2 separate regions of the Homo sapiens genome follow, and region 1 is linked to region 2. Evidence: read pairs that join two places in POLR2A ChIA-PET (ENCODE). Cell type or tissue: PC-9. All regions are shown on one strand. Each heading gives the region's core, and the rest is flanking DNA. Links, peaks and the distances in the headings are about the cores only.

The links. ChIA-PET counts read pairs that join two places held together with the same protein. Peaks named below come from ENCODE experiments on the same cell type or tissue, not always from the same donor. Only the 100,000 strongest peaks of a DNase experiment are listed, where the experiment ranks them.
Region 1: POLR2A ChIA-PET joins it to region 2 with 8 read pairs; 2 of 35 experiments call an interaction of 5 or more read pairs at or near these places.

The regions. Positions count from the first base shown.
Region 1 is chr11:108,585,020-108,587,940 of GRCh38, forward strand. All of the region lies in intron 1 of EXPH5 (exophilin 5), which reads right to left. Among named protein-coding and RNA genes, the nearest start is that of EXPH5, 7.3 kb to the right of the region's middle. In PC-9, for the core only: no CTCF peak of the experiment used is centred there; a DNase peak (open chromatin) is centred at 1,852; H3K27ac peaks cover 507 bases.
Region 2 is chr11:108,241,222-108,244,081 of GRCh38, forward strand. It overlaps ATM (ATM serine/threonine kinase), which reads left to right. Exons shown (of 63, transcript NM_000051.4): 6 at 2,732-2,860. Among named protein-coding and RNA genes, the nearest start is that of ATM, 20 kb to the left of the region's middle. In PC-9, for the core only: no CTCF peak of the experiment used is centred there; no DNase peak of the experiment used is centred there.

The sequences.
Region 1 (2,921 bases), core at 333-2,832, 340 kb after region 2:
CTGGAATATATAAAGAATTCTCAAAATTCATCAATCAGAAAACAAATAACCCAACTAAAAACTGTTCAAAAGATTTTAGCAGATACTTCCCCAAAGAGAATATATGGAAGGCAAGTAAGCACATAAAAAGATGTTTACCATCATTAGTCACTAGGGAAATGCAAATTGAAACATGAGGAGATACCTCTACAAACCTATTAGAATGGTTAAAATAAAAAAATATTCAAAATACCAAATGCTGGCAAGACTAAAGAACTACTATGCTCTTGTCTGAAAGTATGTGTCCCCCCAGAATTCATATGTTGAGCCCTACCCCTCAAGGTGATGGTAGTAAGGGATGGGGCCTTTGGCAGGTGATTAGGTGGAGAGGGCTTCTCCCTCATGAATGGATCAGTGCCCTTTTACATGAGGCCTGAGAGGAAGCCTTTTTGCCCCTTCTACCATGTGAGGACACAGAAAAGGCACCCTCTATGAGGAGGGGGACTTCACCAAACACAGACTCTACCAGTGCCTTGATCTTGGACTTCCCAGGGTCTAGAACTATAAGCAATAGATTTCTGCTCTTTATAAATTACCCAGTCTAAGGTATTTTGTTGTAGTAGCCTGAATGACAAAGACAGAGATTGGAACTCTTATATACTGTTGGTAGGAATGCAGAATGGTACAGCTGTGGGAAAAACAGTTTGGCAGTTTCTTGCAAATTCAAGAATATGATCCAGCAATTCCACTACTAATAAAAATCATGTTCACACAAAAGCCTGCTCATGGATGTTGATAGCAGCATTATTTAATATCATCAAAATGTGTAAACAAAACAAGTGTTCTTCAGTGGGTGAAAGGATAAACGAACTGTAGTAATCCATATAATGAAATACTAAATACTACTCAGCAATATAAAGGAATGAATTATTTATTTATTTGTTCATTTATTTATTTTGAGATGAAGTCTTGCTCTGTAGCCCATACTGGAGTGCAGTGGCACCATCTCAGTTTACTGCAACCTCCACCTCCCAGGTTGAAGTGATTCTCCTGCTTCAGCTTCCTGAGTAGCTGGGACCACAGACGCGTGCCACCACGCCTGGCTAATTTTTGTATTTTTAGTAGAGACAGAGTTTTGCCATGTTGGCCAGGCTGCTCTCAACCTGGCCAACATGGCGAAACCTCAAGTGATTCTCCTACCTCGGCCTCCCGAAGTGTTGGGATTACAGGTGTGAGCCACCTTGCCTGGCCAGAATGAATTATTTATACATACGACAACCTGTGTGACCCTCATTTTACTGAGTTAAAGAAGCCATTCTCAAAAGGTTATGTATTCTGTGCTTCCATTTATATAACATTCTTTAACAAATAAAACGGTAGTGTTGAAGAACAAAATAGTGGTTGCCAGGATAAGTTACTCCCTCCCTGATCCCCTTTCCTCCCTCCCCCATCCCCTTTCCTCCCTCCCCCATCCCCTTTCCTCCCTCCCCCATCCCCTTTCCTCCCTCCCCATCCTCTTTCCTCCCTCCCCCATCCCCTTTCCTCCCTCCCCCATCCCCTTTCCTCCCTCCCCCACCCCCTTTCCTCCCTCCCCCATCCCCTTTCCTCCCTCCCCATCCTCTTTCCTCCCTCCCCCATCCCCTTTCCTCCCTCCCCCATCCCCTTTCCTCCCTTAACTGCTGTTAAATGCATCGTTTCAAAGTGAAAACCAAGGTAAGCTTTATCAATATAAAAAAACACAACTTTTTGTTGGGGTGCAGAGAATTTGGTCACTGTCATCTCCCATTTCCTCTTTCATCTAGAAAGCCTAACACACCATGGAATGAGGAAGCTGGCTCCTGTGATCTGTTAATATTTGAAGTATGGCCTTTTAATAGGGCCATTGGCAATGTCAATAAGGAAACATCCTGAGAAGGAGAGGGCGATGAGCCTATAGCTCTCAAATCTCACAGCTTGGGGAATAACTCACTACAGAAAAACCGACCTGAATGAAGGTGAAGGAGAGAATCCACCCACGTTTACGAAAGACCATGCCTTAGCTAGCACTTCTTAGTTCTTAGCCACCTTCTTCTCAATTTTAAGACCCTGCTGTGCTAAACAGGAAGGAAAGCATTTTCTTTTCTTTTCTTTTATTATTACGATACTTTAAGTTTTAGGGTACATGTGCACAATGTGCAGGTTAGTTACATATGCATACATGTGCCATGCTGGTGTGCTGCACCCATTAACTCGTCATTTAGCATTAGGTATATCTCCTTACTAAACTTAACCTGACCTCCTTTTGACCTTCATGTGGTTCTCAGGTTTAAGACCATCTGTGCTAATGAGGAATGAAAGTATTTTCTGACTAACCTTCACCTGACTTTCTTTCGCCCTTCACCTGGTTTCCTCAGATCTTTCTTTCCCTTAGTTTGTATTGCCTATAGCAGTAAGTTAAGTTCCATTTGACTAGGTATTGAGTACCGAAGTGTGTGAGGCTCTCCATCCCTGAAATAATCCTTGACCACAAGGAATCAAGGTTGATGTACAACTTACCATGTACCAACTTACCTGTGCACACATTAACATTGTAAAGAAAAGGACAAGGGCAGAAAAACATTTAGACATTTTTAAAAAGAAATTTACCCTTACAAGTTATTTATTTTTTAAAAGACATTTTTAAAAAGTATTTTACCTTCGTAACGGACATTTATGAAAGTAAAAAATAGTCAAACATTCCATATTTATTATCCAAAGAAACAGTTTTATTTATTTATTTATGTATTTATTTCAAGACAGAGTTTTGCTCTTGTTACCCAAGCTGGAGTACAATGGCGCGGTCTCGGCTCACTGCAACCTCCACCTCCTGGGTTCAAGCGATTCTTCTGTCTCAGCTTCCCAGGTAGCTGGGCTTATAGGTGCCAGCCACCAAGCCTGGCTAATTTTTGTATTTTTAGTAGAGA
Region 2 (2,860 bases), core at 361-2,860:
TTTATTCTGAAATACCTCCTAAAGGACCTACCTGAGACTGTTTTACTGTTTTGTTTTGTTTTGTTTTTTAAGAAGAAGAAGGAGGAATATAGTATAAAATGGTGATAAAAAGCATAGTAGAGTAAGTACATAAACCTAACATTTTACCAGTAACTTAGTCATTTATTATCATTATCAAGGTTTATGTACTATACATGATTGTATGTATTATACTTTTATATGACTGGCAGTGCAGTGGGTTTTTTTTACACAAGTATCACCACAAATGCTTGTGAGTAATTTCTTGTGCTATGACATCACTAAGTATTTAAATAGGAATTTTTCAGTTCTGATACAATCTTACGGTACCACCTTTTCATATTGCCATTTGTCATTGAATAGAATGTTGTTATGTAGTATGTGACTGTGGTTGGAATCATAACAGTATGTATCATTTTCAGATTGCCTTCTTTCATTTAGTAATATGCATTTAAGGTTCCTCCATGTCTTTCTCTTTCTTTCTTTCTGTCTTTCTTTCTTTCTTTTTTTTTTTTTTTTTTTTTTTTTGAGATAGGGCCTCACTCTGTCACCCAGGCTGGAGTGTGGTGGTGAGATCATGGCTCTGCAGCTTCGACCTCCTGAGCTCAAATGATCCTCCCACCCCCTTCCAAGTAGCTGTGACCACAGACACAAGCCATCACACCCTGCTAATTTTTCATTTTTAGTAGAGATAAGGTCTTATTATGTTGCTTATGCCAGCAGCTTGAACTCAGCCTCCCAAAGTGTTGGGATTACAGGTGTGAACCACCGTTCTCAGCTCCTCGATGTCTTTTTATGGCTTGATAGGCTGAAGTGGGAGGATCACTTGAGCCCAGGAGTCCAAATCTAGCCTGGGCAGTGTAGTGAGACTTCCGTCTCTTAAAAAAACAAAAAACAAAAAAAAGAGGACCAAAGTTACTGATATTAGAAATGAAATGAGATCTAATTGCAGATCCTATAGATATTCAAAGGATAATAAGGAAACACTATGAACATCTATTAATTTAAATGGGCCAGTTCCTCAAAACCATACATTATCAAAAGTCATCCAATATAAAATAGATAATTTGACTAGTCCCATAACTATTAGGAGAATAAATTGAATCCATAATTTAAAGCCTTTCATAAGACAAATTGGGAACAAGATAAGGATGTGCACTCTCACCACTCCTTTTCAACATTATGTTGGAGGTTCTAGCCAGGGTAGTTAGACAAGAAAAATAAAAGGCATACAGATTGGAAAGGAAGAAATAACACTCCCCTTTGTAGATGACATGATTGTCTATATATAAAGTCCCAATATACACAAGTATAACATTGTGAATAATGTTATTTGGGGACTGGGCACAGTGGCTTACACCTGTCATCTCAGCACTTTCGGAGGCTGAGGCAGGTGGATCATCTAAGGTCAGATGATGGCTTCCTCTAAAACAGGACAGATTTACTTGTAGCCTATTGATTATAAAAAGCTTGAGGTTTCTCTGTTATAACTCAGTCCACTGTTTTCGCAGTGTCAAGTGTCCCATTTCACCTTGCCTTTGGTACTGGGGAACTGATGCAAAAATGAAGGTAGTCTGGCTACCATCATTACTGGGAGAAATAAACTGTCCTTTTTCTCTTATCAGGAATCTCAGGTTTCCTGCTAGCACCCAGGAAACTGTCATGCTAATTTGTTAGGTTACAAGTAGATAAAATCTCAGCCAGGCACAGTGGCTTATGCGTGTAATCCTAGCACTTTGGGAGGCCAAAGCAGGTGGATCACTTGAGCCCAGGAGTTCAAGACCAGCCTGGGCAACATGGTGAAATCCTGTCTCTACCTAAAATACCAATCAGTTGGGTGTGGTGGTGTGGGCCTCTAGACCCAGCTACTTGGGAGGCTAAGGTGGGAGGATTACCTGAGTCTGCTGAGATTGAAGCTACAGTGAGCCGTGATCTTACCACCACACACCAGTTTGGGTGACAGAGTAAGACTCTACCTCAAATAAATAAGAAACAAACCAAGCAGAGTAAAATTTCATACCCTTCATAGGTCTCAACACATTTTTTGCATATTATTAATCAAACAGTATTATTATTTTAAAAAACTGTGGAGGCCAGGCCCAGTGGCTCATGCCCATAATCCCAGCACTTTGGGAGACCAAGGTGGGTAGATCACTTGAGGCCAGGAGTTTGAGACCAGCCTGACCAACACGGTGAAACCCCATCTTTACTAACAGTACAAAAATTAGCCAGGCATGGTTTTGTGCGCCTGTGGTCCCAGCTACTTGGGAGACTGAGGCATGAGAATCACTTGAACCCAGGAGGCAGAGGTTGCAGTGAGCCAAGATTGCACCATTGCACTCCAGCCTGGACGACAGAGCAAGATTCTGTCTCAAAAAACAGAAGAAAGAAAAACCCATGGAGCATGTACTGTAAGTGCTTTCTTAGGCCTAGATGATGGAACAGAGGCTTAGAGAAGTTAAGTAATGTTTCTGCGACCTGGCTCTTAAACTGGTGCTCTCACAGCAGTTTATAGTTATTCCTGTCTTAAAGGCATTTTATATAAGATAAAATTAAATACTGATGGAGTACTTTTACTATGTTAAAAATAAATTAGTGCAGTTTTAAAATCCTTTTTCTGTATGGGATTATGGAATATTTAAGTTAAATTGTAACATTTAATACATTTTGATTTTTAAAAAATCATGACTAATAATTTTTTTTTTTTTTTAAGAATTGTTCTCTGTGTACTTCAGGCTCTATCTGAAACCTTCACAAGATGTTCATAGAGTTTTAGTGGCTAGAATAATTCATGCTGTTACCAAAGGATGCTGTTCTCAGACTGACGGATTAAATTCCAAAT